Linked DNA regions of Homo sapiens: region 2 is linked to region 1. The links are chromatin loops, found by intact Hi-C in ENCODE. Cell type or tissue: Calu3. All regions are shown on one strand. Each heading gives the region's core, and the rest is flanking DNA. Links, peaks and the distances in the headings are about the cores only. Region 1 has its middle 86 kb from the start of MKX-AS1. Region 2 has its middle 27 kb from the start of LINC02673.

Region 1 (15,804 bases), core at 2,948-10,947:
GCTGGAGCAGAGTGGTGTGAGCATAGCTCACTGCAGCCTTGATCTCCCAAGCTCCAGCAGTCCTCCTACCTCAGCCTCTGTAGTAGCTGGGACTACAGGTGGGTGCCACCACACCCAGCTAAATTTTTGACTATAAAAAAAAATAGAGCTGGGGTCTCATTTTATTGCCCAGGCTGGTCTTGAACTCCTGGGCTCAAGTGATTCTTCTGTGTTGGCCTCCCAAAGTGCTGGGATTACAGACATGAGCTGCTGTGCCCGGCCCCATTTATAGTACTTTATAGCACTCAGCACCAGTTGGAATGGTTTTGTTCATTTGTTTCTTTGTTTACTCTCTTTTTCTGTGCATTAGAAAGTAAGCCTCAGAAGAACAGAAATCTTATCATTTAGCTTCTTTTCTCCAGTATCTATCATAGTACCTGGGATCTAGTAAATTGTCAATAATTACTTTTTAAAAGAAAGAATGGTATTTCAGTGGTCAATCCATATTCACCTTACCGTGACTTTCATTCTAGTATGTTTTCATGAAACAGAGTGATGTGGCTTGGGTCTGTGTCCGTGTTCAAATCTCATGTCAACTTGTAATTCCCAATGTTGGAGGTGGGGCCTGGTGGGAGGTGATTGGATCACGGGGGTGGATTTCCCCCTCAGTGCTGCTCTTGTGATAGTGAGTGAGTGCTCTCGAGATTTGGTTGTTTAAAGGTTTGTGGCACCTCTTCCCTTGCTCTCTTCCTCCTGCTCCAGCCATGTAAGACGTGCCAGCTTCCCATTCACCTTCCGCCATGACTGTAAGTTTCCTGAGGCCTCCCCAGAAGCTGAGCAGATGTCAGCATCATGCCTCCTGTACAGCCTGCAAAACCATGGGCCAATTAAACCTCTTCTTTATAAATTACCCAGTCTTAGGTATTTCTTTATAGCAAGGTGAGAACAGACTGATACACAGAGCCAAAGAATATTTCACATGAACAGTGATGTGGAGAATTCCTGTTCTGTTTTGCTCCTGGAAAAACCTGCAAAGAACCATGCCCTAAGCACACATTCATGTCTGCAGGAGGCCCCATAACTCCTCACAGAAGGAGAGAGCAGTGTTTCAGCTTGGGTACCTGCATAAGGCCATGCTCTGTTGGAAGCTGGTTAAAAAATATTTGTGAGCACTGTTTTCCTTAGTGTTTACAGCTTAATGAAAAGCTGATATTTTAAAGGTGCTGTATGAGGCCAGTCATGGTCCTCGAATGGGTTCTTTATGAAACAGCCCAAAATGAGTTTTGGGCTCTCTGGAGACTTTTTTGATAGAGACCAAATGTCACAGTTCCTGACTTGGCCACATTTGCTTGAGGAGACTGTCTTGTTTGTCCTGCTCAGTAATTGTGAGGCAGAGCTTCCTGAGATACCAGCCAGGTCCACAAAGGGTTTATGTGCAGGCTGCCATGTCTGCTACCCTCACAATGTGTTTTGAATCTGTCTTCTGGCTCCAGGTGACCTGCTGACCCGTGTTCCTACAAGACACTCTACTCAAAGTCCTTGTCTTTAAAGCTAACCTGTGTCTCTGTCACGATCTTGGAAACAACATTGTGGGGCATTTCCAAATATAGCTGATCCTTGAACAAAGTGGGGATTGGGACGCCAACGCACATGCATACAACTTTTGACTCCCTCCCGTTTAACAAATAGTGTACTATTGACTAGCAGCCTTACCAATAACAAAAAGTCGATTAACACATATTTTGTAGGCTGGCCACGTGCTGTGGCTCATGCCTGTAATCCCCACACTTTTGAGGCTGAGGCAGGCAGATCACTATAGGTCAGGAGTCTGAGACCAGCCTGACCAACATGGGAAATCCTGTCTCTACTAAAAACACAAAAAGTTATCCAGGCATTGTGGCACATGCCTGTAATCCCAGCTACTTGGGAGGCTGAGGCAGGAGAATCGCTTGAACCCAGGAGGCAGAGGTTGCAGTGAGCCAAGATCGTCCCACTGCATTCCAGCCTGGGTGACAGAGTGAGACTCTGTCTCAAAAAAAAAAGAAATAAAGAAAGAAAACCATATATATTTTGTAGCTATATTGCATGCATTACACATTGTGTTCTTACAATAAAGTAAGCTGCAGAAAAGAAAATGTCCTTAAGAAAATTATAAGGAAGAGAAGATATTCACTAAGTGGAAGTAGACCATCATAAAGGTCTTCATCCTCATCGTCTTCATGTTAAGTAGGCTGAGTAGGAGGAGGAAGAGGAGGAGCTGGTCTTGCTTGCTCACAGTGCGGCAGAGGCTGAAGAAAATCCAACTGGAATTGGACCTTCACGGTTCAAGCCTGTGTTGTTCAAGGGTCAACTGCAGAGTGTTTTCAGTATTCTTTGCCACTTGTATCATACACTGCAGAGTTTATAAAGTAATGAAAGATTGCTAGTTTGAACATCGGCATGTCTAGCTCCTTACATTTCAAATATCCTTACATTTCATAGGTAGCTGCTGCACTCCAGAGCCAGGTAGATCAAGCAGATTTTTCACAAATGTCTCAAACTCATCAAGTTCAAAAAGGAAATCACCCTTACCCTACTGGTTTGCAATCAGTGTTAATTACTTCAGTTCTCCTCTCATTCTTCCAATCACCCAAGTCAGAAAGGCCTCAGTATTGCCCTCTTTCTCTCCTTGACACCCATACCCAGTCAGCCACCAAGTGCTGTTATTTTTCCTAAGCCATTCATCCTCTTCTCTCCATCCCCTTTGCCATCCCCTAGTCTGGGATGTCTTCATCTCTAGCCTTAACTATTGCCATAGCTTTCCAGTATTTGGACTGGCTTCCCTCTAGATCTTTTTACTTACTGTAGCCAGGGTAATTTCTTGCTAAAAGACAAATGGGATGCTGTGACACGTGTTCGCTGGGTGCCCCTTCCCTCAACCTAGAGTGTGGTTGAGTTAGCAAGCAAGGCCCTCCGTAATCTGGTGCCACAGCTCCCAGATCTCTCAAAACACTCCCAACCTTTTTCTCAACTCTCCACCCACTCCCTGCCATGCAGGCTGTGAAGGCACCTGGCTTTCTTCCACTTCCAGACCTCTGGTCGTGCTCTTCCCTCTACCTTACAGGCCCTTCCCTGCACCTCCTTTGTCTGACATTAGCCCTACTCACTCCTGTCACCTCCTGAGCTCAGGTCCCCTCTTAGATGTACCCACACAGGAAGCCTCCACGGACCACTGCCACCCCTAGGTGGGACGAGGTGCCCCTCCTCCCTGCATATCCTGCATGCTCTGCCCGCCCTGTCTGGCCCTTCCTCTGTCCTGGGAGTGCCTCTTTATTTGCCTGTTGTCCTAGTGGGGCCATGAGCTCCTTGGGGCAGGAGCTTTGTCCTGTTCATTTGTGTCCTTAGAGCCTTGCAGAGTCCCTGGTTGTGGTGGCCTTGCAGGAAAGAAATAGAGAGGGTCTCAAACTCCATGAATGTCTGCTGGGTCCTAGTGTGAGGACAGATTATGAGACAGAGAGGGGACACCCTCTTAGAGGACTTTCAGCCATTGTAAGGGAGGCTCAACCCACAGGTCCAGATGAAGACACCCCCTAGGAGGGCTGGGGGATGAGGCCTCTTCAGCAGGAGTAAGGATCTTCTTTCAACACATCATCTTTTAGGAGGAGAAGTCAGGGTGAAGTGTGGGGCTCCTGGAGCCCTGCCAGGCAGTGGTCAGTGCTGGGCTTTCGGAAGTTTCTCAGGCAGCAGCATCAGGAATGAGGTCAAGCAAAGAGAGGCTCGGGGGGAGGTTATGTCAGGGGAGGCTGGGTGGGGAGGCTCAGGGGGAGGCTGAATGTGGGGGGAGCTGCCCCTTGAGAGGCAGAGGCAGGGGGGCCACGATGATGCAGCCACAGGCCCAGGAGGAGGATCAGTGAGAGCAGCTGGCACTGGAAGGGCAGCTTCCCCTGAAGCAGAGAGGAGATGTGCTGCCAGGGAACCCCCAACTTCCTACCTCATTCCTCTAGTTAATGGGTTGCACCTGCTTAGGAATGGCAGGCACCTTCTGAGGGGTATCGGAGAGGCATTCAGCTGTTACTAACACCAGGGGTTCAGTCTAGGTCCCATTGCTTGCTGCACAGAAAACCAATCGTGGAGACAATGAGTACTGCCACGGATGAAGGCTTTTTCCGGTGACAACAGCCAGAGAGATGGGAGCCAAACCTCAAATCCCTCCCTCCCTGCAGATGGAAGTTAAGGGTTTATATAGCTGGGAAGGACAACAAGAAGGGTGAGGAAGAGGAGGTGTTCATCAGGCAGCAGGTGGTCAAGTGAGGGGTCTCATCATAACCACATGCGGGAAAACAGGCATTAGGGATGGTATCTGTTCTCACGCTGCTGATAAAGACATACCTGAGACTGGGTAATTTATACAGAAAAAGAGGTTTAATGGACTCAGTTCCACATGGCTGGGGAGGCCTCACAATCACGCTGGAAGGCAAGGAGGAGCAAGTCATGTCTCACATGGATAGTGGCAGGCAAAGAGAGAGAGCTTGTGCAGGGAAACTCGTGCTTATAAAACCATCAGATCTCATGAGACTTATTCACTCTCATGAGAACAGCATGGGAAAGACCTGCCCCCATGATTCAATTACCTCCTACTGGATCCCTCCCATAACTAATGGGAATTTAAGATGAGATTTGGGTGGGGACACAGCCAAACCATGTCAGACGGGTAAGGAAGAGGAATGGCCAATAAGCAGCAGCAGGTGCATCTCATTGTACAAACATAAGTTTCTAAAGCTTCCGTTCTATAGGCATTCAGCTTGTTGGAAAATTGGGCTGTTTCACTTTCAGCCCAAATACTAGGCCAGTAGACAAAACTGATTGTTCACAGAAGAGTGGAGAGGAAGTGAGTCCAGCAAGCCAGCACAGTGGAGGTGGCTTCCTTCTGCTTCCCCTCCTCTGCTCTCTCCCTTCTCTGTGTCCCAGGCTCCCTGGCCCATTGGAGGCTGAGGGTGGGAGGGAGGGAGAAGCCAGGACATTCTCTCTGCATCGGAAGGCCCCTTGGGCAGTGGCCTTGTCTCCTTCATGGCTCCAGCTCCCTGAGTGTTGCCTCTCCCTCTGTGGTCTCAGCTCCCCCAGGCCGGCCCATGGAGGTCCCAGCTTCTTTCCAATGGCCTGGCTCCTGGGCTCCTCTCGCCTCTCTAATCCTTAGCATCCCTGTTTGACCTCTCATCTCCTCCATCACTTCTGTGACCAATTCTCTGTACGTAGCTTCCCATTTTCAACTATCTAGTGTGTTTTGTTTTCCTGATTGTACTGTGACTCATACGGGGCCTAGGAATAAACTCCCCAATGTAAGAAGGAAAATATAATATTCAAAAGGCAATGAGAACACACTTTTGTAAAAGATTTGTTGCATAAAAAAGAAGTCAATTTTAGACAGCATCTGCTATGGACTCTTACTAACATTTAAGAAAACATGTGCTCTATGAAATAGGATTGAAATAAGTCACCAAACTGAGATTTAAAAAAATATATTAAATGGGACAAGGAAGGAATACTACAAAATACAAGATGAAATAAAAGATTTCAATTAAGATCTCAGAAAACCACGTTAGTAATATAGGGCCTGGTACAGTGGCTCACGCCTGTAATCCCAGCACTTTGGGAGGCCGAAGCAGTCAGATCACGAGGTCAGGAGATGAAGACCATCCTGGCTAACACGGTGAAACCCCGTCTCTACTAAAAATATAAAAAATTAGCCGGCCATGGTGGCAGGCGCCTGAAGTCCCAGCTACTTGGGAGGCTGAGGCAGGCGAATCGTGTGAACCCGGAAGTCGGAGGTTACAGTGAGCCAAGATCGTGCCACTGCACTCTAGCCTGGGCGACAGAGCAAGACTCCGTCTCAAAAAAAAAAAAAAAAAAAAAATTAGCTGGGCATGGTGGTGTGCGACTGACTGTAATCCCAGCTACTCAGGAACCTGAGGTAGGAGAATCGCTTCACCCTGGGAGACAGAGGTTGCAGTGAGCTGAGATTGCACCACTGCACTCCAGCCTGGGAGACACAGTGAGACTTCATCTCAAAAAAAAAAAAAAAAAAAAAAAAAAAAGAGAGAAAGAAAAAGAAAGAAAACTACGCTAGTAATATGGAAGACAGCTTAAGAAGATTTTCCAGAATGAAGAGAAAAGGGAAAAAAATAGTCTGAGAGAAGATCATCTTAGAGGTCATCTTTGTAAACTTAGAAAACAGTTCTATATTTTGATAAATGAAATGTGGAAGATTTTATTATGAAGCCGAGGGAACTTTGTTTAAGGAAAAATCAGTTGAATTTTAAGCAAAAAAGTATAAATATGTGTCATAGTTTGTATCAGAAATTCTGAAAACCAGTTGTGACTCAGATTCACCTGAGAAACTGTTCAACAAACAAACAAACAAACAAACATTTCCTCAGTCTTATCCTCAGAGATTTTATTGAGTAGGTCTGGGACAGGAAATGAGAATTTATGTTTTAAACAATTATCTCAGTTCATTTTGACAAAGGTGATCGGGACCAGGGTTTTAGAACTTCTGGTTTTTAACAGCAAAGTTAAAGTACTACGCCACCTGGTGGCAGCATACCCAACTTGCAGAGTGTGTGTGTGTGTGTGTGTGTGTGTGTGTGTGTGTGTGTGTGTGTGTGTGTGTGTGTGAGAGAGAGAGAGAGAGAGAGAAGAGAGAGAGACGGGTGGGTTTACTGGCTACAACAGTAGATGATTTCTTTTAACTGAGTTAATTCTCTTGAGCGAAAATTAATAACTGACTGCAAATGTTTTGGAAAGGAAGATGGAGACCATTAAGTGAATTGAGCAGGAAAAGGCCAAAGAAATACCAACTTCCAACACGAAATAAGACCAAGACACTAAAGTTAGCATTAGAAGGAGATTCTCCTTTTTCATTCTCGAGTTACCTCACTTAGAATAATAGTCTCCAATCTCATCCAGGTCACTGCACAAATCATCACGGAAGAACTTAATCATGTCACCAAACACCACCTGTTCCTCAATAACCTATGGAAATAAAAAGTTAAAAATGAGGGGAGGGAGATTCTTCTTTTTGAGAGAAACTCCAAGTCTGTTCTTACCACAGTCTCTCCTCTGTGGGGTCATACTGGTGGCCTCAAGGACACATTCATCCTAAGACATTCAGACCTAAACCCCGGCAAAGAAATTTTGTCGACTCGGTGAAGAAAATTATTTAATCATGGATGGACATAACCAGAGGGGAATAAATTCTGAAAATATTGAAAATATAGGTGGTCTGCCTTGCAAGGTAGAGCTTGCAGTACAAAGGTCACAGCTCCAGGTGGGACTCAGGTAGCAAATCTAGCCTTGTTTTGCAACTTCGTTTTCTAGGTGTCGGTTTGAAAATGCCATATTTCACATCCGCTGTTCAAGGGTGATCCCCCAGGCATTAGACTCTGTGATGTCTGACCAAGAAAAGCAGAGACCTCCTTCATGCCTACCTGGGTCCCCACTCTGGGTTCCAATCTCCTTTTTGAGCTTTGAACTTCTCTCCTAAAGAAGTTGGTCCAGGAATCAATCACGGTCTTTCCAGAGAGACTGCCTACCGTTGGGAGATGCAATCTGACCCTTGTAGCTTCAACAGTGAAACCGTATTGAAACATGACACAATGCTGTTTTCATTCTGCAGGTTACCCAAATACAGTAGAGAGGAGTTGCCATAAGAGGGTTTTTACACCTGGGCTCCTGGTTTTGCTTTTTTGAGCTTTTTGTTTGTTTTTAGTACAAGAGCTGTGACTTCAACTTGGAGACAAACGATCAAGAAGCTACATAAAGAGGAAAAGGGAGAGAGAGAAAGGGAAGATACAGGGTGGGGATAAAAGATTTAAAAGGTAGTAAGAAAGTAAAACAGGCGTGGGGGCCGGGGTGGAGATGAAATGTGCCTGTGTAGCTTATTTCTGGGAATAACAATGGCAGAAAGGAAAGTGAAATGTAATTCCAGAGACTTTAGTGCTGGACACTTTCATCTAACAGCGCAGTGCAGGAAACAGCCAGCCAGCATCTTTCTGGTTTTAATGTGATCAGGAGCCTTCCCTCTGGGATGAGATGCTAAATCCACTGGCTCTTTTCTGAAAGGCCTTAATGAGCCAGCTTAAAGCTGAGGTTGTTTCTCCATTGGTCAATGGCAAAAGTATGGAAAATTCCAGACAGTGGATAAACAAAAACCTCCCAATGTATTTGGCTTTGGATTGCATGATATACGATGGCCGGGTTTTCGGTAGCAAATTTCCTTCCTAATGATGTTTTTCTTAGGCTAATAAGCAGTACCCCTCTATGCTCCTGCCTGGCCCTGGCTGCTCAGCCCACTCTGCCTCCTAACCTCGGCTACTTTGTTTCTCTCCACCTTCACCTGCTCGTGCGAAAGTTCCTCTGATAATTCTTTTTTTTGTGTTTGTTTGAGAAGGAGTTTCGCTCTGTCGCCCAGGCTGGAGTGCAGCGGTGCGATTTCAGCTCACTGCAACCTCTGCCTCCCAGGTTCAGGTGATTCTCCTGCCTCAGCCTCCCAAGTAGCTGGGATTATAGGCATTCACCACCATGCTCCGTTAATTTTTTGTATTTTTAGTAGAGATGGGGTTTTACCATGCTGGCTAGGCTGGTCTCAAACTCCTGACATCAGGTGATCCAGCCACTTTGGCCTCCCGTAGTGTTGGGATTACAGGTGTGAGCCACCACACCCGGCCTCCTCTGATAATTCTTAGCGAATTTGAGCAGATGCATGCAATTACATTCCACTTCTCCAGAGTTCCTGGAGCTCAGCACTGGAGCCTGGAATGATTCGTCATGACTAGGTAATATCACTCATATTTAGTAACTATATTGGCATGCGAGTTTCCTCTTGCTATACTAGTGTAACAGACGCTGTTGCTGAAAATCAATTTCCTGAAAGCAAATTCACTAAAAATCAATTTGCTTAATGACCAAATTCCAGAATTAATGTGGAATTCCCCCAAAGTTTTTGATGTTGTCTTGGATTCTGCCCACCTCCATCCTGGACTGCCATTTAGTATACAGATGAGTGACTTTGCTTTAACTCCACAACACAGCCTAATGTCTTTTCTACTCTGGCTGTTGCCCCTGCCCCGGTGTTTGCTTTCACCCGGGCGTTTGCTTTGCCCCACCTCTGCAGCATTTAGGGAAAGGACTAAACTTTCCTTTATTTATTTTTTATTTTTTGAGACAGAGTCTCATTCTGTCACCCAGACTGGAGTGCAATGGCATGATCTTGGCTCACTGCAACCTCCGCCTCCCAGATTCAAGCGATTCTCCTGCCTCAGCCTCCTGAGTAGCTGGGAATGCAGGCACCTGCCACAACCGCCAGCAAATTTTTGTATTTTTGGTAGAGATGGGGTTTCACCACGTTGGCCAGCCTGGTCTCGAACTCCTGATCTTAAGTGATCCACCCGCCTCGGCCTCCCAAAGTGTTGGGATTACAGGCATGGGCATGCCAGACCTGATCTTTCCTTTAAACACTACTTAAGGTTTCTCCACTTTTGTGGATTGGTGCCATGAGCTACTCCTGCCCGTCCCTGCCTTCACCAGGGTCCTTTACCTGCCTCCTACTTCTGGTGGTGAAGCTAAAGCAAACTGTTCTACCTGGTTTGAGGGCTTTAGGGCTGGGCCGGGGTCAAAGTGGTCACCAGCCCAATTGGTGGTTTGGCATGCTGGTTCCAGAGATTTGGCCTGTTTCCCGCACAGGCAGTGGGGCCCAGGCTGTGGCCGACCACGTAGTCCAAGTGCTGTTTTGTTTCTCAGGAAGGTCTGCAGAGTGGGAGGAGCTGTGGGTTCTGCCCAGAAGGACTTTGTGGCAGCACAGAAGTGGTGAGTGTGCTTTGTTAAATCTCAGCAGGTGTTAGTTGGAATTGTCACACTCTGCTTGGCACCACTCAGACTCAGAGGTGAGACAGGGTCCGGGCACAGTGGCTCACGCCTGTAATCCTGGCACTTTGGGAAGCTGAGACAGGAGGATCACTTGATCCCAGGAGTTCGAGACCAGCCTGGGCAACACGACAAGACTCTATCTCTACAAAAAAATATTGAAAAATTAGCCAAGCATGGTGGTGCGTGCATGTAGTCCTAGCTACTTGGGAAGCTGACGTGAGAGGATCGGTTGAGCCTGAGAGGTCGAGGCTGCAGCGAGCTGTGACGGCACCACCGCCCTCCAGCTGGGGCGACAGAGTGAGAATCTGTCTCTAAAGAAAAAAAAAAAAGCAGCGAGGCAGCGGAGGAGGATCTGAGAACAATGGAGGAACAAGTCAGAGGAACTTGGGGTGAGACTGTTCAGGGAGGGAGCAAAGGAGGAGAGAGGAATGGAGCAACTTCAGAGAGTGAAGAAGATAATGAGCTGGACTGTGATCCCCTGAGGGAGAGTCAAGGGCCTCAGCATTCTGAACGAATGGGATCCCACAGCAGGGCCCCAGGATGTGCATTTACTCACTGTATCCCAGAAGGTAAGTCTGGAGGAATCATAAGTCCTAAAGTTACTTCTTGACAATTTTTTTCAAAGTAATACATTACTTTTCTAAAATAAGCCATTTTAACTAATTTTAAGTGTGCAATTTACTGGCATTAATTGCATTCATAATGTTGTGCAACCATCAGCACTATCTATTTCTAAAACTTTTTATTATCCCAAACAGAAACTCAGCAACCATGAAGCAATCACTCCCCATTCCTCCTCCCCCAGCCCCTGGTACACTCGAATCTACTTCCTGTCTCTGTGAATTTGCCTATTCTAGCTACTTCGTCTAAGTGGAATTATAAGACGTCTGTCATTTTGTTTGGCTTATGTCACTTAGCACAATATCTTCAAGGTTCATCCATGCGGTAACATGTATCAGAATTCCACTCCTTTTTATATCTGAGTAATATTTGACTTTACTTTACTTTTATTTTATTCTATTTTTTTGAGACAGAGTCTTGCTCTGTCACCCAGGCTGGAGTGCAGTGGCATGATCTCGGCTCACTGCAACCTCCACCTCCCGGATTCAAGAAATCCTCCTGCCTCAGCCTCCCAAGAAGCTGGGACTACAGGCAAGTGTCACCATGCCCAGCTAATTTTTGTATTTTTAGTAGAGATGGGGTTTCGTCACGTTGCCTAGGGTGGTCTTGAACTCCTGACCTCAAGTGATTCGCCCGCCTCTGCCTCCCAAAGTGCTGGGTTTATAGGCATGAGCCATCGCACCCAGCCGACATCTTTTTTTAAACCACTGGATTTCCCCTACTTTGGATATCTTTGCAAAAACTCAGAAAACCTGATAAGATGCATGAAGCTATGAATGTAATTGAAGCATTTGTTTTGAGACCAAATGGCTGGTGAAGGAGCAGACCCCTCAGCAGCTCAGGCTGGGGTAGAAAAAAGCTGCTGCCTTAACAGATCCATTAACAGATCCATTCTTGGTTTCCAAGGAGGTCTCTGCCCACTCAGCAATTGACCACATTTGACCTTTTGAGCTTGGGCAAACTTGGAAGAATGCGCTGGCAGGGAGTTAACTATATGGAGAAAGATGACTCAGGATCCATTTTCATCCTTGCCTACCATACCTTAAAGGAAAAGAAATTTTCCTAATTGTGGTTATTTACAGCAGTGTAAATCAAGCAAATGCCATGAAGTGCCAATACAAATTTTTTAAAAATCAGCCTTAAATAGCTAAACTCTCAACAGCAGCTCATAAAGTGAGGCTTGGCAGTTGTTAGGTAGTTATGGTTGAATTGACAGTCCTTTGGGGAATTAAGATATCCAAAAAGCAGAGGTAGTTAAGACTATAATGATAAATGGTTGGGCTTGTTGGTTGAAGAGATTTTATAGCACACATTTAAGCTGAACGCCTGTGAGAAAGTGAACTGGAAATAGAGGTTATCACTTCTTCATAGCTACTCCATTCATTATTGACCTCAGGGGGGTATTGCGACATACTAGGAAAGTCAAGACTGAGGCTATGTGAAGAAAGAAATCATTTGTAGGTAACATGATAGTGTCAGGCAAAAAAAAAAAAAAAAAAAGAAGTGTTAAGAATTGTACAAATCTAGCAAAGAAAGTAAAAAAAAAAATCAGAACAGGCATTTTTAAGACCACAATAAAGAAAAATAGTAAGAATATAATTTGCCCCAAGACTTCTGGTAGAAGATGATAGCGTAAAGTTATACTTACCTTATGCCCTTTGCTAGAGCCTTCCACAAGCACAAGAAGAAGAAAAACAGAGGGCAAAGTTCCATCTTTGATGAAATTTAGTTTAGACCCAACTACAGCATACGAAGAGTATCTGCACTATGCGGTGAAACTTTGACTAACTTGAGAGAGAATATAAGAGTTGACACATGCCTTTCTACATCTCAAGAAGAGTATAGATTGCTCTAAAAGTAAGTTAAACAAAATCCTAAAATATTTAACTAATAATCCGTGACTTAGAAAGACAAGGACTTGAGTCATGGGTAGACCATAGGAAAAGGGATAAATCCTAATGGGAGTTTAGTTTCATAACATAGAATTGGAAGGAAAAGTGGGGCTGAAAGCCTTATTTTTTTCTATCCCCAAAATTGACTAGAAGCGAGGAAGGTTTGAAACAACAGAAAAAACAATAATCGGATTTGCAATTGCTGAACTGAGTCACCTGAACAAAGAAATAATCTGTGAGAACTAACACACTTCACTGTAAGCCACTTTAATTCCTGCCTGGGAGATCTGCCCACCCTGGAGAGAGAAGGTCTATCCTCATGTAGAGACAGAGAAGATTTACTAAGAAATATGAGCATGGTGTTGTTCTAAGATCTGCCATGGACACTGTGCCCTCCTCACCCCCACAACTATTTTTAAGCAAAGAGTATTAGTAAGTATAAAGGATGAAAAGTGAGACTTGAATGTTATTCTCAAAGAGGAGAAAAGCAAACATAACAAGGTGAAAGCAAATGAAGAACCTGCATGAAGAGCAATTCTCCAAGGAAAGAAGAAAATTTCTGACAAATATTACTCTATATACTCCAAAAAGTTAAAGAGGAAATAGATTTTGAAAAGCAAGCTCAAAGAGGGGATGAAAGAGAAAACAAGCACGGAGGGGAGAATAACAACAGTGAGCTTCCTGAGGACAAGGAAGAAATGGAAGATAATAAACAAAGCCAAAGCAAAATCAAGAGACATGAAAATAATACCATGAAAACTTGATACTGCTAAAAATAAGTATGAGAGACCGAGGCAGGAGATTGATCGAGAATTGTACTGCACTTTTTTATTCACATTACTGAATACCCAACACTTTTAGCAAAGTGCCTGGCAAATGCACTTATGCGATAAGTAACAGTTGAATAAACTGTTAATACAGTTAAATACAGGAAATTGGCTATTTTGAGAAAAATAACAGAGAAAAGGAACTTAGGAAATAATTTAGATCTAACAATTTTTTCCTGAAATTTAGATATAATGTTTTTTTTTCCAGATTTCAGTCTGTAAATCCATGACATATCCTGGTTAAGTGAGTAAACTTTAGGTATAAATAAGGAATTCTGTGTGCCCTCAGGCAAAGCAAAGACAAAAACAAAACCAAAGCCAAAACAATCCAGCAGACAATGTATCAGGCTGATGTCAGAATTTGCCACAGCAATATTCAATTAGTTGTGGAGCAATAAGAGTTCTGAAAGCAAAAGTAATAGCTCAGACTTCTATATCTAGTTAAGTTATCAGGAGTATATAAGGGAAAAGAAGACAGCTTCAAGCTGAGGGAATACAACATCCCCATGATAAACTTTAAAAACAAAATTAATGATAACATCCATCTAATCAAAAGAAAAATCAAAATAGAGACCTCAAGAAGGGGAAGTAGCATAGGGAAGTATTCCCAGTAAGCATCAAACCTATTTCAGTAACTGTAAGAGTTATAGTTTCAGAGAATAATTTAAGTAGCATAAATACTGACAATGTAAAATTAACAAGAAAGTGTTAAAAATGACATGTGAGAATGAGAAGAAGTATCAAAGTTCTAGTTACTTCACCTTTCATATTGAGGATTCAAGGTTTGTAGCTTAAGAAATTGAGATTGGAAAAATGGCCACCTTTGTGTGCCTCGACTGCCTTGCTTCTCAAACCCAACTCCAATTCAACTACCTCAGGGAAGCTGCTCTTGAAGTTGTTAGGCAGAGCCTGCAGAGTTGAACTAAGGACTTGGCTCTGCAAGGAAAGATGTAGGAGAGAGAAGAGGAGAAGAGGGAGGGAGGGACAGAGATCATTTGTTAGTTTCCCTCTGTCAAGACTAGAACCTGGATTGCTATAGAGGAGAATCCCCAAATGGGCATCAAGTTGTAAGTTCTTAAAAAAAGAATGGCTTGTGAAAATACAGAGGCCTCTGAGAAGAAGGCGGCACTAGACCGTGTGAAGTCTTGACCCTCAAAGTGCTGTGGGATTGCTGAGTAATTGGCCAAGTTCTTCTTTCATTTGCGGTTATGCAGCATGGAGTGCAGAAGGGATATGTCTTGGTGCCTTAACAAGGGAGTACGGCTTGTCAGCTAGTCTATTTCCTGATCACAAGGGCTGAAAGTGTCTGCCCCATCCCTTAACTCATAGGATTTCCACTGCTTAAGGTGGATTTGGGTTTCAAATCGAAGAAAGTCTTGTGCATGCAATGAAAAATGTTGATTGAGCAGCCGAAGAGATAAATGAAACACAATATCCCAGATACGCAGTTTCTACTGAAATGGAACCTTTGGAGGTTCTATTACAACCTGACAATAAATAATTAGTCAAACAAATGCATTTAAGGAGAATCAGTTGTAGCAAGATATTTTTCTGGAAGACATTTGCTATCTCTCTCTCTCTCTCTCTCTCACACACACACACACACACACACACACACATCTGACAAAGGATTCATATCCAGAATATATTAAAGAACACTTAAAAATTAGTAAGTAAAGAACAAACAAAAATCTTGAACAGTCACTGCTATAATATCCAAATAGTCAGTACTTATCAAAGAACACACATTGGGGAAAAGATAGTTATCCAGAATATATAAGTAACTCAAGCAACTCAACAGCCAAAAAAAAGAAATAAAATAAAATAATCTGATTTCAAAGGGGAAAAAATACTTTAAAAGACACTTCTCAAAAGAAAACCTAAACAGGGCCGACAGGTATATAGAAAAATGCCCAACATCACTAATTATCAAGGAAATGCAAATCAAAACCACAATGAGATGCCACTTAACTCCAGTTAGAATGGCTATTATCAAAAACACAAAAGAAAACAAGTGTTGGTGAGGATGTAGAGACAAGGGACACTTACGCATTGTTGGTGAAATTATAAACTAGTACAGCTATTATGGAAAACAGGATGAAGCTTCCTCAGAAAATTAAAAACAGAACTACCGTGTGAACCAGCAATCCCACTGCCGAGTATATATCCAAGGGAAATAAAATCAGTATATCAAAAAGATAGCTGCACTTCCATGTTTATTGAACACTAGTTATAATAGCCAAGATATGGAATCAAACTGTGTCCAACAATGAGTGGATGGAGAAAGAAAATGTAATATATATATACAATTCAGCCATAAAAAAGAATGAAATCCTGTCATTTGCTGCAACATAGATGAACCTGGAAGACGCCATATTAAGTGAAATAAGGCAGGCACAGAAAGACATGATTTCACTGATATATGAAGTCCATTTAAAAAAATGTTGATATCTTAGAAGCAGAGAGTGGAACAGTAGTTACCAGAGACTGGAGAGGGAAGGGGGAAAGAAGAGGCTGGGCAGAGGTTGGTCACTGGGTACAAAGTGACAATTAGGAGGAATAAGTTCTGGTATTTGATTGCACAG
Region 2 (15,804 bases), core at 4,281-12,280, 290 kb before region 1:
GCCATCATGAATCGGTCAAGATTATTCCATTTTCACTTCTGGGTACCTTGAATGTGGTGTTTGACACGTGTTTCTTTTTCCCTTATCACAATTTTAGCTCATTTAACGACTGCTGGGCTAACCATGGCACATTCTTTTTCTGCATGTATCATACATCAAGGTTCATGTCACTGTGTGATATCAGTGTCATTGTGACATCTGTAAGAGGATACAGGAGCAACAGTGCAACAGAGTCACCTCTTGCAGCTGATGTATTCCCTTAGGTTTAAGTGAACAGGAAAGTAGACAGATTGGCAACAGGGAGCTCAAAAACAGTCTGTCAGATGAGGTCACAGAAACTATGTGCAAATTTAATACAATTAGTTTGGTGAGGAGAGAAGAGGCTTTCGTGGAGAGAGAGAAGGATCTGAGCTCTCAGGATGCACTGGGAGCAGAGAAAGGCAGGTGCAGTAAGATGGCGCAGCTCTGTCCTCAGCTGCATGTGCCTCTGCACAACAGGTTTCTATTCGGGAAGGGCAGCGTAGTTCTTCTCACATTTTTCCCCTTTGTTTTCTCCCAGGCTTCAGGGTAAAGCAGAAGATTCATGAGAGGGTGTCTGCAGGCTGGTCCTAAAGTGCTTTTCTCCACAGGAATGTCACCTGGGCACTGCAGCCAGGGGTCCCAGGTGCCACTGAGTAGGGCTGCATTCCCATCTTCAGTGAGGGAGAGCTGAGAGAAGGCAGGCAGGATTCACACTTCCCTCACCCACTTGCTTAAGCAATACATTAAAGGTTCAAACTAAAAGAAACCTGAGATCTTACAGAAGCATTTAGAACCATGTATAAAGTGTGGATCACTTTTAAATATTTGAAAATGCACACAAACCACATGAAGCTACTTCAGGTGAAGGATTTCTGGCTAAATGGACTTGACAAGATTCTTGCTGAATGCAAGCTGGGGTGATAAGATAATCACTGGGGAAATGGTGGGGAATAAGGAATTGGATCAGATATCAAGGGTGGGAGATTCTGGCAAAACCAACTTGGCAGGAGTCTTGCTAAAACTGGGCTCTGGAGAACACTCTAAGGATGAGGCCTAGTCAAAAAAGAGCTCAGAGAAGCCTGTCTAGAGTTTTGTTAGGGACAGCCTCTTTGTCGTTGTTTGTATACATACACAGATACACAAATAAATACACATATATAAATACAATTAGTTTATTCCAGTTGATATACTTATTTAAAGTTGCATTGGTTTTTGAGTACCGCAAATTTACCAGCTTAAAACAACACAAATGAATTATCTCATAGTTCTGTGGGTCAGGAATCTGGGCACAGGTTGGCTGGGCCCTCTGCTCGGGGTGGCGTCTCATTTCAGAATTCAGATCATCTTTCAAGCCATGTAACTAGGTAAGTGGAGGCTCCTGATGAAATGTCCTACAGGGGCATGGATTAGGAGAAACCCCATGAGCTTTAAACCCTGAGAGTCAAGGCTAGATTCATTCCCAAAGAGCATACTTAAAGAGTGGAAGAGGCACTTTCAGAAGAGGCTGTGGGACAGAAACCAAAAAAGGCAGTCTTTGTTGTTGCCAATAACAACAGAAATGTCATTTGCCCCATCAGTACCTTGAAATAACGCAAGATAACAACCTCCTTTTGTCTAAGTCCTAGAAACGTCATAACTTGCTTGTCCTGCACAGTCTGGGTTTATAGCTCTTGAACCACCCCCTGTCCATTTGGCATTGGCATGAATAGTGATGTTTTCTCATTTAAAATAAAATAAAATATTTAACTGCTGCCTTAAAAATACTCTAGGATGGATTTTAATACTGTTCCCTTTTCACTTCTGGCTTCTGCCCCTCTTTCCAAACTGACCTAGCATCTCAGTGTCACTGGCCTCACGAAGGGTGCCTGTGGCTGTAATGAGGTTGTGCACTGACACCGATGCCTGGGATAGCAGAATCCTTCCACGCCTGGGTGGAGGTGGGAGAGTCAGCTGCTGTCCCTGGTGCTCCCACAGCTCGACCTCAGCTCACCTCGGCTGCTTGAGCCACAGTCCTTGCTAGGGCCTGGAGATGCACAAGGCCAGGTGGAATGGTCAGAGGGACACCCGCGAAACTACAGGTTAAGTGCAAGAAAACAAATGCAGGCAAAGAAGACCTCGCTATAGTGACTCTGTGTAGAAAAAAACTGTAATTATTTATTTTACTGTTTGTAACTTTTTTTGCAATAATCCTTGCCGTACAAATGATCTAAAAAAGTACATTTTGGTTTGAAAATAAACACATAACTGGATTTCCATTCTCAAGAAAGCAGATGATAAATATATAACCTATGTAAAATGTTTATAGCCTCATCCACTAAGGGTCTATAGTGATATCACTGACCACATAAATATAGAAGACACATGTCTCTTAAAAAAGTGTTATCATAAACTTGAACATGTGATAGTTATTTTAAGGAACCTATGCCTATAAAGAACGTAAAACATGAAAATATGTAAAGTACATTTACCTATTACACTGCAAAAAATGTTTCATATTTATTTAGATTGACTGTTTCTCTAAATTAATTTTGTTCACTTTAGATTGTAAATTCTTGGCATATAAAAAAATTAAGTGATAGCTGTAAGAGGTTGTCTGGAATACCCCAAAGAGAATTGTTCACACTGTGAAATAATGTCACTACCATACTGATGTCACGAGATGCTTCAAATTAAAGAGCAGTTAATTCTAATAATAGGTTGCTTTTAATCCTTTTTATGGAATCAAAGTATAGCTTTTCATCCTGTCAAAGGTGAAATTCCTGACATTATTTTAGATGCTACTGTAAATTTAGAAGAACAAAAAATTCACTGATTTTTAGTATATTAACTACGTTGCACAACCATCACTATTATCTAACTCCAGAGTATTTCCATCATCCCCAAAAGAAACCCTGTACCTATTAGCAGTCAGTCCCAATTCTCCCTTCCTCCCATCTCCTGGCAACCACGAATCTACTTTTTGTCTCTATGAATATACCTATTGTGGACATTTCATATAAATGGAATCATAAAATATATGGTCTTTTGTGCCTGGCTTCTCTCACTTAGCACAATGTTTTCAAGGCTCATCTATATTGTAGCATGTAGCAACATAAATTCATTTTTATAGCTGAATAGTTTTTGGATAGATCACAGTTTTGTTTATCCATTCATCAGCTGATAGGCATTGAATTGCTTCTTTTTTTTTTTTTTTTTTTGTCTATTTTGCGTAATGCTGCTCCAAACATTCTTGCACAGTCCTTATTGATTTTTAGGGCGACGATCATGGATCCCAGGCAACCATCATGGGTTGATCAGCAATTGAGTAAATCTGAAACCAGTATTTTATTTTTAGGTACTTTTCAGTTTCTGTTATGATCTTGACAACAGGGAGTGCTGGGTTCTGGAACATGATTATGTTCTAGGAATTGGAGATTGCTATATTTTCTAAAATCTGTAGATGTGGAACACAGTGAGGTCTAATTTTGTATGCTCTGTGAATGCTTTGGATCCTTAAAAAGGGAGGCTCCTGAGGGACTTAGCAGCAAACAGACACAATTTCTGAGGTCCAGAAGGAACTGCACCCACTCCACAGAAAGACAGTCAGGCTGCAGTCCCTGAAAAAATGCAGGTGGAGAATTCATAGAATTGAAATTGAACAGAATGAGAAGCTGGGGAGAATGATTTTGCATTTAAGGTTGGGATTTGGGACTTTCATTTATTTGGATTCATACCACACAACAAAGACAGCAGGTTTTTTTTTTCTTTCAGATTTTCACCCTTTTAGACTTTAAATTAGATATTTGGGATTTTAATTTTTTAAAGGTTTTCATATTTGAATTTAATCATATCATTGGAAATTATTAATGGGAGGGAGATTATATTTAACTTTAGAGCATCAGTATGTATTAACATATGATGGTTGGAATATTTTAGTGTTGTTATTTAATCTCATAGCATAAACTTTGAGGGCTATATTGGGCAATATATAGCTGGACAAAATCTGAAATATGAAATAGAACAGAAATGAAGTTTCAGCTTTAAATTCAGAATGGCCATCAATGACCTTAATGACTTCAATTAATATACAATCCTGTTCCACATCAGAGTCTGGAGCAAAATCTAATTCTTTCAGCACAAAGAAAGATCCCAGAAGGTCCCAGAAAAATCCACAAAAGAGAATACAAGGGCAACTATTTTATTAGAACAAATATTTCTTTATGATGGTTAATGTATACATGATAGTTCTATGCTAAGAATGCCTCACTGGCGTAATCTTTTGAGGGCATCCAAAGAAATAATTAGAGACCCACATTTAGAGTAAAAATTTAAAAGATGTAACACAAGATAAGTCTTCTATTCAAAGGTAAGAAAAAGCACAGGAAATGATGATTATATTATCACTTACTCTTCCATCTGTACGATGGAAAGTTTGTTTTGCTGTAGATTTTTAAAGCAGCTTGAACTTAGAAATATTAAAGTGTGGAAAAAAAACCCTAAGAACTTTCCTCTCGTAGTACAATCTTTGTTTGCATCCTCCATTACCAGGTGTATAAAAGTGGTGATCAGTGTTTTCACCTTGGACCAAAGTGGAGGATAAATTTGCCAGCTCTTCCAGTGTGGGCCCTGGGAAATAGGCTGGAAACCCACTATGTTCTTTCTGCCTCCTGAACTGCCCATACTAAGTGGGGTTTACCCACATTTCTTTTATTTGCTTCTTCTTTGCATACTTCTTTCTTGAAAGTGAGTCACTTTTCCAGTTCAGTTATTTTATCTAAATTTGGTTCTAGGTTTGTGGTATAAGTTTGGACCTGTTTCTAGCTTCAGTATGGAATTACATGCTTCTCAATGTTTTTACTTTTTAGATTCACTTTGGGGGGAAGAGACATTTAAAGAATCTGTGATTACATGGCCATTGAATCCAATAGTATTCTACTTCTAAAAATGTTTCAGACTTTTTGAAAAATATCTGGCATATTCATTTGATTAATGAATGTGCATTATGGCAGGTGCTGATGAAGAATGCCATACATATTTAAAGTGATCTGTAGATTTTTTTAAGTTGGAAAAAAATTCTATGAAAAGTCTCATCTAGCTGCCAAAGTCTAGTAGTGTTGGGGAAAATCACATTGTTGTTGTTTTTTTTTTTTTTTCCAAACAGGATTAAATGAAATGTTGCATAACTAGAGTTTACTATTCCACCTGGCATGGGGTGAGTGTCCAAAAAATGTTGCCTTTTGTTACTATTACTCCTTTTTGTTTTTTTTGTTTTTTTTTTTGAGAGTCTCACTTTGCTGCCCAGGCCGGAGGGCAGTGGTACCATCATAGCTCACTGCATCCTCGAACTGTGGGGCTCAAGCCATCCTCCTGCCTCAGTCTCCTGAGTAGCTAGGACTACAGGTATGCATCACCACAGCAGGCTAATTTTTTAGAAAACTTTTTTTTGGGTAACGATTCTTTTTTTCAAGTGATTCTCCTGCCTCAACCTCCCAAGTAGCTGGGACTTCAGGTGCATACCACCATGCCTGGCTGATTTTTAAAACATTTTTTTTTGAGACAGAGTCTCGCTCTGTTGCCCAGGCTGGAGTGCAGTGGTGCAATCTCGGTTCACTGCAACCTCCGCCCCCCAGGTTGAAGCAATTCTCTGCCTCAGCCTCCTAAGCAACTGGGATTACAGATTCCCACCATCTGTATTGTTAGTAGAGACAGAGTTTCACCATCTTGGCCAGGCTGGTCTTTAACTCCTGGCCTCAGGCAATCCTCCTACCTCAGCCTCCCAAAGTGCTGGGATTACAGGTGTGAGCCACTGCAACCAGCCTTATTATTTCTCTTATTCTGCTCAGCCGCATATAATCTAAGGCACATGCGTTTACCCTACGCTTACATAAGACCTTCTCACTTTCTCTTTTTCTCTTCCACTTCTTCTCCCCAAACCCCACTCTCTCATTCCTCACTTCTCTCTCTTTCTCTTTGATGTGGCCATTTCCACAATCATGCTCTAAATCGTGGTCTATTTTGATTCCCATCTTTTCTATCAATAACTCTACCAGGCAGTTAATTTCTATATTTATGTTTTGTTCTTATAAAGAATTTTCTATTAAATATTGAGGTATGTTATTAAACTTAAAAATAAATTATTTAAATTATGATATCAATTTAGACTGACGTCCTATCTCCTAGTATAAATACAAGCCATCCAAACATTATTGCTTTTGGGGAAATTCCTTTAATTTTCATGACCTGATCTGCCCATGGGTTTACCAGACTGTCTTTGTAATGCAGAGGAAAGCCTTCTCTGCTTTTCTTTCTTTTTTAAAAATATATTTTATTTGTAATTTTATTTTTTTAATTTTATTTATTTATTTATTTTTTGAGATAGAGTCTCACTCTGTCACCCAGGCTGGAGTGCAGTGGCTCGATCTCTTCTCACTGCAGTCTCCACCTCCCAAGTTCAAGCGATTCTTGTGCCTCAGCCTACTGAGTAGTGGAATTACAGGTGAGTGCCACCATGTCCGGCTAATTTTTGTATTATTAGTAGAGACAGGGTTTCACCATGTTGGCCAGGCTGATCTCGAACTCCTGATCTGAAGTGATCTGCCCACCTCAGCCTCCCAAAGTGATGGGATGACAGGCGTGAGCCACTGCGCCCGGCCGGCTTTTCCGTGGCACCACTTGACATTCATAGTGAGTCCGCCCTTGGCACTTCCTCCAGTCTAGCCCCACTTGCATTTGTGTAGGAAAAGTTCCACAAAATATGAGGTATTTCGGATGACATCTTGGCTCATGCCTATCTTGGCTTTTTTTTTTTTTTTAAACAATCCAACAATTTCTGAGAAGGTGTTTGACTCTTCTCTTCTCAGAGCACTATGTCTTCTGGAAGTCAATCTGCATTTTCAGGGACTGTTGAAAGTCAAGTTATGTGCTGTTTCTAATGTCCTGGGCCATCTCTCAAGACATTCGCTGATTACTGTGTTAATGTCTAAAAATTGGTTTGAGCTTTTTTTTTTTTTCTTTTCTTTTCTTCCATGAATGCATCGTCTCAGCTTTCAGAATTAAAGCCTGCCTCTGATCCAAAAATTAAAGTGTAATCATGGACACGATTTTTACAGGAAATCGGAGTTTCCTAGCTGAAAAAGCAGTGAAATTGACTGTCAAGGAAAGGTGTCTACACTTTTAACAAATATTCTAAAGAAGAAACAAAGAAGCTTTATTGGGGTGTATCAGAATACTGAGGGAAATGATTACTTAAAATGGGCCTGATTTTGGCAATGATTATTTAATATATGAAAAAAGTGAGGCCGGGTGTGGTGGCTCATGACTGTAAACCCAGTGCTTTGGGAGGCTAAAGCAGGAGGATTGTTTGAGCCCAGGAGTTGGAGACCAACCTGGGCAGCATAGTGAGACCCCACTTTTATACAAATTTTTAAAATAATTCGGCCAGGCATGGTGGTGTGCACCTGTAGTCCCAGCTATTTGGGAGGCCGAGGCAGGAGAATCACTTGAGGCTAGGAGTTCGAGACCAACTTGGGCAACACAGTGAGACTGTCTCGAAAAATAAATAAATACATTAGCCGGGCACGGTGGTGTGCAGCTTTATTTCTAGCTGCTTGGGAGGCTGAGGCAGGAGGATCACTTGAGCCCAGGAGTTTGAATTGCAGTGACAGCTATAATCAAGCCACTGCACTTCATAAGCCTAGGTGACAGAGCGAAACCATCTCTAAAAAAAAAAGGTAAAATTTTTTATTTTTACATATTTGTAACCACAAGATGGCACCAATTTCCCATTTAAAAGCTTGGCATATGGGTGTTTTTCATTTTTTACATATTTTTCCAAGATTACAAGCTGTTGGGTGAGGTTTGGTTACCACCTTCCCTCAAATATGGACTCCTAGACTATAAAACTAGGGCCATTGCATTAAGTAAGAATCCATATGTGCAATTAGGTTTGTAATTTGCATTCTCTGTATCACGACTTCAATGTGGAAGGAGTGACTCTAATGAATAAGGACGAATGCTTAGTGCATTTCTTCACAAATGTTAAGTTCCAGAGTAAGTTTCAAACCCAAAGCCACATATTGGCAATTTTATGAGGCTTCTCTCATGCAAAGTCCTCAGATCTTTGTTCTTGAAAAGGAAAAAACTGTATGACTACACCTATTCACCACCCAGCCAATTAAAAGCAGGAAGCACTTTGGATATCTGTTTGCATGCTTCAGGATCAGGCTATATGTGTTGTCTTTGTTATATGATTTCTAATGCATTTATGAGTTTTGATGGCCAAGACCAATAATCAAAGCAGATTGCATGTAATTACTCTCTTGGTAGTTTTTCTTGATTATCCCATAAATGGGATTTGCATTTCTGAAAATGCCTACAAAATAGAATTTGGCCAAACATTCTATGATCACATTTTCTGTGATGTTGGTTTTAAAGTGACTTGAAATTGTGAAATCCTTCTGTGTCAGTTTTATTGCTCTGAGACTCTAGCCTCTGGTGAGTTTGGGAGGGGGCCTGGAAATGAGATGGCATCAGATTAAACGTGTCTGTTATATACTTATTTCTGTATTAATTTACAGGTGTTAGAACATCTGCTCCAAAAGACTTCAGGCAAAGATGGAATTTATTTTCTCACTTAACTGAAAAAGTCCACAGGTAGCCTTGCTGCCAGTATAGTTGGATTCTGGGCTCAAACAATATCGTTAGGGCTTGGGTGTTTTTTTTTTTTTTTTTTTTTTTTTTCTGTGTTTCTCCTCTCTGCCTCCCGCTGGATTGAATTCATGTGCAACCTCCTCGTCATCACTTCTGGAACTTCTAGGCTCTCTGTGCTTTATGACAAGATGACTGCAGCAGTCCTAAGCTCAGGTGAGTCCAAGATGTAAGCCCAGTAGGAAACAGGGAGCTCTTTTGCTTACAAGGCTAGGAATTATTCTTGTGTCTGCAAGCACCAAGGCCAGGGGAACGTGATGTGCTTACTGGCTTGGGCCTGAGACATGTGGTCCACGCCTGAGGCAGCAATAGAGCCCACCTAGCGCACGTGAACTAGATTGAAGAAGGAATAATCTGCAAGTTAAGCTAGGAGGGCTGTTATCAGAATGGATGTGGCAAAATCTAATTCTAGAAAGGTTTTATATAGCCCTGAGCCTAAGCATAAAATATACTGAGTTCAGAGGTTGATATGGTTTGGCTCTCTCCCCATCCAAATTTCATCTTGAATTGTAGCTCCCATAATTCCTACATGTTGTGGGAGGGGCCTGGAGGGAGATAATTTAATTAAGGGGGCGGTTTCACTCATATGCTTCTCGTGGAAGTAAGTCTCACGAGATCTGATGGCTTTATAAGGGGAATCCCCGTTTGCTTGGTTCTCATTTGCTGTTTGTCTGCTGCCATGTTAGATGTGCCTTCCACCTTCCGCCATGATTGTGAGGCCTCCCCAGCCATATGGAACTGTGAGTCCATTAAACCTCTTTTTCTTTATAAATTACCCAGTCTGGGGTATGTCTTTATCAGCAATGTGAAAACAGACTAATACAGAGGGGTTCTTCATACCTTGAAAATATTATTCTTCGAGTGACAATTTTAAAATCTTTGGAAAATGACAAAGCTAACAGGTCGGTGACTGGGTCATCACTTGCATTCTTACTTAGGGCAAACACTGGTAAAATTATGTAGGCAGAATTTTCTCTGGTGGCATCTCACATATCTTTTCTTTATTTATCCTCACTGGTATCTCTCAGTTGAGATACCAGTTCTCCAGTTCTTCTCCAGCATCTGTGTACATTCCAGAACTTTCTTACACCCTACCCTGGAAACTCATCTTTCCTGAATATCCTTCGTGTTTGTTGTAATTTAGGGACTTGATATTACCTACTGGACTTTCAATGCTTTAATTCAAAGACTGACCAATAATATCGATTAATCCTATGCGTGTTCATATGACTCATTATGTTATGAACTTATTGAGTGCATGGAATATGTTTTATTCATCTCTGTGACTCATGCTTAGCTCTCAATAGACATTGGTAAAATGAACAAAAAGATCTGAAATTTAAGACAGATGTTACCGGAGTCTGTTCTTCTCAGAGCTTGTAAACACTGCTTATGCTGACAAAGAATTCCTAACCTGCGTGCCTAATGATAGCTCTTAAAATATTGTTGCACATGGTGGTTAAGGCCAATACTGTAGGATCTACGGGAAAGCTACTACTGCAAGTGTTGTTTTGGGGCTTATCAAATGGTATCTTCTTTTCTAATTCATGTTAATCCTTTTGTATTCTTTCATTTTTAGAGGTAACAGGGAACCATCTTAGCTGTTCACATTACTTTCAAAAATAAGCTGGCACAGAACATTATGTGATCATCTATGAGTTTTCTTTTCTCTGGATTAGAGTAAAATAAATAGCTTGTGCCAGGTAAACAGCAGGGATTGCACAGGTGAAATGTGGTAACCTGGGATTACTATTAAATGCAGGCACTTCATGGTCCATGCCTGGTAAAGAGATCAGAGGGCTATTCAAGTGAAGGATGATTGGTTCCAAAGTGAGTATGATTGAATTAATGAGGAGATGTCTGGATTAATTTAGAAAATGTCTGATTAAGGATAATAAATAATATCAAATATTATCTATAATTCATGCAAAGGGTTTAGTAGGAGACGTGTTGCCTAAATGTGGACAAGGGTCATAATTGTCCTTTTCTTTTCCTTAGAATACAATTTTTTTTTTTGAGACGGAGTCTCACTCTGTCTCCAGGCTGGAGTGCAGTGGCACAATCTTGGCTCACTGCAACCTCCGCCTCCCGGGTTCAAGCGATTCTCCTGCCTCAGCTTCCTGAGTAGCTGGGACTACAGGTGTGCACCACCACGCCCAACTAATTTTTGTATTTTTAGTAGAGACAGGGTTTCACCATGTTGGCCAGGATGGTCTCGATCTCCTGACCTTGCGATCTGCCCACCTCGGCCTCCCAAAGTGCTGGGATTATAGGCGTGAGCCACTGCACCTGGCTTTTTTTTTTTTTTTTTTTTTTTTTTTTAGAAGGAGTCTCACTCTGTCACCCAGGCTGGAGTGCAGTGGCATGATCTCAGCTCACTGCAACCTCCGCCTCCGGGGGTTCAAGCGATTGCTAGCTTATTTTTGTATTTTTAGTAGAGACAGGGTTTCACCATGTTGACCAGGTTGGTCTCAAACTCCTGACCTCATGTGATCCAGCCGCCTCTGCCTCCCAAAGTGCTTGATCTATTTGAGTTCATGTAGAAGGAGTATATTCTGAAGGCAAGTGCCACAGCATGTAGAAGTGTGCTTTGTTACAAGGGTGGGATTAAAATACTTGGAATCTCAATGGAAGAGAAAGGAGTATCTCTTGGAGTTTTGCAGGCAAATAGGCAAGTAGGCAATCTAAATGGGTTTATGCAAAGAGAAGCCAAATATAAAGTGGTTTTGGCCAGGAGTTCCCCGGCTAAGTCCAAGGGTATGAGTTGGCTGAGCCTATTGCCAGGGTGAGAAGGGTGCAGTGGCTCATGCCCGTAATCTCAGCATTTTTGGAGGCTGAGGCAGGTGGATTGCCTGAGTCCAGGAGTTTGAGACAAGCCTGGGCAACACAGAGAAACCCTGTCTCTACTAAAAATACAAAAAAATTAGCCAGGCATGGCCGTGCACCTGTAGTCCCAGCTACTCAGGAGGCTGAAGGAGAAACACCTGAGTCCGAGAGGTTGCGGCTGTAGTGAGCCATGATTGCAACACTGCACTCCAGCCTGGGCAACCAGAGTGAGATCCTGTCTCAAAAAAGAAGTCAAAGAGCTGTACTCAAAGTTAGGATCTCCTGGAAACAGTATTTTAAAGTGATGGGAGTACTGTGGGAGTTTGAGGAGGAAGAAAGAAGAGGATAGGGGAGGAGAAACATGCCCAAGGGAGAAACAAAAATATACAAGACAACTCCACCTACTTCTCAGCTGCGGTCTGACTTTGCTGACATATTCCGGCTTGGCCAACTGTCCTCAGGCCTTCAAAAAGTGAATGAAGGGAACCAGTGAGGAACCACCTAACTTCTTGTCATAAGTGTTAATTTTTCTTTTTTGAGACAGAGTCTCTCTTTGTCACCCAGGCTGGAGTGCAGTGGCACAATTTCAGCTCACTGCAATATCGACTTCCCAGATTCAAGTGATTCTCCTGCCTCAGCCTCCTGAGTAGCTGGGATTACAGGCATGTGCCACCATGCTCAGCTAATTGTTTTATTTTTAGTGGAGACGGGGTTTCACCATGTTGGCCAGGCTGGTCTTGAACTCCCGACCTCACGTGATCCACCAAAGTGCTGGGATTACAGGTGTGAGTTACCACGCCTGGCCTATAAGTGCTAATTTTCTAGCTACAGTCATGAGAACCTCCTATGTATGCCATACATTCTCTTTATCATCTGGTTTCCTCAAGAAGCAGGCATGCTTCTTGAATTTGCAAACAAAAGCTATTTTTACATGATTTTTCCTAACCCTGGATGATTTTTACATTCACTAAGACTTAGTTATTATTGGGCAAAAGCTGGTTAAGAAACATTGTTCATATATTTTTCTGAGTGCTTATGAGGGATACCTAAATATCAGTTTTTAAAAAACATTATTTGATAGGAAAATAATATTAGGATAAGTAGCTGGGCACAGTGGCTCACGCCTGTAATCCCAGCACTTTGGGAGGCTGAGGCAGGAGGATCACCTGAGGTCAGAAGTTCAAGACCAGCCAGGCCAACGTGGTGTAACCCCATTTCTACTAAAAATACAAAAATTAGCCGGTTGTGGGGGCAGGTGCCTGTAATCCCAGCTACTCAAGAGGTTGAGGCAGGAGAATAGCTTGAACCCAGGAGGTGGAGGTTGCAGTGAGCTGGGATCGCGCCACTGTACTCCAGCCTAGGTGACAGAGCAGAACTCCATCTCAACAAAATAAAATAAAATAAAATAGAAAAACATATAGAAGTAGACAATAGAATGGTGGTTACCAAGAAACGGAGTTAGGGAGATACAGGAAGTTGTTGTTCAATGCATGTAAAGTTACAGTTATACAAGATGAGTAAATTCCAGAGATCTGCTGTGCAACTTAGTATCTACAGTTGGCAATAAGGCATTGTGCACTTAAACATTTGTTAGGACAGTAGATCTCATGATAAGTGTTCCTTTTTTTCTTATAGTATTGGCTTTACTGGTTTTTGGAATTAAAACCATCTTGTAACTATTAAGAATTAGGAAGAAGAAACAGTAGTAGAAGTTATAAAATCCCTCTGAAAGGGCAACTAATTTCTCATCAAAATTAAAAACCTTTAAAGTAGCTGAGGTAGTTGGAGTCACTTTATGGGGAGGATGAAGTCAAGATAGGGTAAGGAGCATTCAGAAAGAATTATTTTCGGCAAGGTAAGATGTTTTTCCTTTCAGTAGGATGTATTCATAAAGCAAGGTAGTCACTAATAGCTGGCCTTTAAGACTTAACTGTAGTATGGATAGGGTTAGATACCCACTGCTTGAGCTTTTTAGTTGTACTCCAGGAATCTAAAATCTGTCCTGGCAATTAATGAATTAGAACATCCTTCTCACCCCGTCAATTGAAACTGAGAAGGTTTGTTCAAGGTATTTCCTACAATTTTCCCCAAAAGTCAGGTTCAGAAGTGAATTTCTGGGCTGGCATATGCAGCTTCCACACACAGACCTCTCAATACGACTTATTAAAAGAACATTGTTGGCTTGGAGCTGGTTTATTTTGAAGACTCCACGGGACAGTTTGTGGCAAGGTTCAAGAGGCTACAGGGTATTTTGTAGTAATTACATTCAACTGGTAATGCAAGGGTAAGGCACATGGACAGCCATTTACGGTAAGGAATAAAGAATCCTGTTATCTTTGCCATTATGTGATATAACAGCCTGCACTTCTGATCTCTGTAGAGCTATTTTGCTTGTGGCCAGTCTGAGTTTAGGACAAATGTCCTTTAGCTTGTTGCCTGCCTCCTTCGGCTGGGTTCCATGTATCTGTTATAATCCTTGAATAATGAACCCCAACCAGTCAGAAAATATCCATGAAGAATGTTTTGAAATGACATTAAGAGCTGGTAACATTAAATATGAAGTAGTAATTGTAACTGGTAGAGACAAGATAATAGAATTTAGGTTTTCAGTAAATCAAGGGTGGGTTTTTTTTTTTTTTTTTTTTTTGCGTGTGTGTTTTGAGACAGGGTCTTTACTATGTTACCCAGGCTGGAGTGCAGTGGTGTAATCTTGGCTCACTGTAGCCTCAACCTCTTTGAGCTCAAGCAATTCTCCCATCTCAGCTTCCTGAGTAGCTGTGACTACAGGCATAAGCCACCGTGCCTGGCCAGTAAATCAAGTTTTGTACTTTTCTTTGGCATCTAATAAATTAAACCAAGTTACTCAAGAGATGCACTTTTGGGGATTACATGACACTCTAAAGCATGTAAATATTTTCTTGATCTTGACATTTTTGGTTCCATAATGTAAATTTATTTTAAGGTATTTGTGTAGCCTATTCTGGAAATACATGTTAGAAATCAGTGAGGTTTCTAATTGCCATGCCATACCACTTAGCTGAGACAAATTACTCTTTCTTCACCTTTAGATTGTAAAAGATAAAACTCTCCTTAGTTCATATATGAGATATGTGGAGTAACAGGGTAATAGTTGTTCTGTACTGAATTCCAAGGGCAAATAATGATAGAAATGAAATGTTACACTTTATTCCATCTCCATGATTTCAGACATTATAGGACAGGGTGAGTAAACAAGGCAAATAAAGCAAACACCTTTTCCCCCATTTAACCATATGCAGCAGTTTGACATTTTTTATGATCTGCAGGTTGACTTAATTCTTGACTTGAGTTGAAAGCTGCCAGCAGCAAACTGTGCAATTTAGACTTTTCCTCCATAGCCACTCTGAATATCTTTATTCCTGAACTACACTGTGAGCTCTGAAATGGTGTTCACTGCAACATTCTTGAAGCTTTCACATCTTAACCTCTTGTTAAGGCAGGGGATTGTTTTAAAAGCTTCTTCTTTGCTTATCCAGGCTGCCAGCAATCTTAACTGCAAGTTACCATGTAAAAATAAAATTCTGCTCTGAAGCACTGACTGAAACTGTTGTGCCCAGATCCCTTTCAGAGCATTAGTTCCCTGAGAGAAAAAGGAGGTCCTAACCAATTGCTTTCATGAACAATGACCCCAGTACAAGTGTACATAATGTCACTTGTAGCAAAAATCAAGAGGTCAGGCAACCTTGATCATCCTGACTAGTTTATCATTATTTTCATACAAGGTATATTTACAGCTGATCCCAGACTAAGTATTGCAATCATAATCCCAAGAAATTGTTCAGTTTTAGCACCCTGGGTTCCTAGAAGATACCAGAGCAAGTGAGAAATCATCATCTTTTTTTGTTGTTGTTGAGACAGAGTCTCGCTCTGTTGCCAGGCTGGAGTGTGCAGTAGCACTATCTCAGCTCACTGCAACCTCCGCCTCCCTGGTTCAAGGGTTCTCCTGCCTCGGCCTCCTGAGTAGATGGGACTACAGGCACGTGCCACCATGCCCAGCTAATTTTTGTATTTTTAATAGAGACGAGGTCTCACCATGTTGGCCAGGATGGTCTCGATCTCTTGACATCATGATCTTCCTGCCTTGGCCACTCAAAGTGCTGGGATTACAGGCATGAGCCACCATGCCCGGGCCGAAATCATCATCTTCTACAAGTGAGAGGAAAACATCAAGAAGAAGGAAACGAAACTCGCCTTGCCTAAATTCCTCATCAAATCTGATGGCTGTCTTCACAG

What was found. A loop is a pair of places that touch in the nucleus more often than their neighbours do. Peaks named below come from ENCODE experiments on the same cell type or tissue, not always from the same donor. Only the 100,000 strongest peaks of a DNase experiment are listed, where the experiment ranks them.
Region 2: it touches region 1 in a loop (8-fold over the local background); 21 of 110 quality-filtered maps call a loop at or near these places.

What each region holds. Positions count from the first base shown.
Region 1 is chr10:27,650,251-27,666,054 of GRCh38, forward strand. No RefSeq gene overlaps it. Among named protein-coding and RNA genes, the nearest start is that of MKX-AS1, 86 kb to the right of the region's middle. In Calu3, for the core only: no CTCF peak of the experiment used is centred there; a DNase peak (open chromatin) is centred at 6,541.
Region 2 is chr10:27,362,258-27,378,061 of GRCh38, forward strand. It overlaps the pseudogene TRIAP1P1. Among named protein-coding and RNA genes, the nearest start is that of LINC02673, 27 kb to the left of the region's middle. In Calu3, for the core only: CTCF peaks have their summits at 7,473 and 7,759 (motif pointing right); no DNase peak of the experiment used is centred there.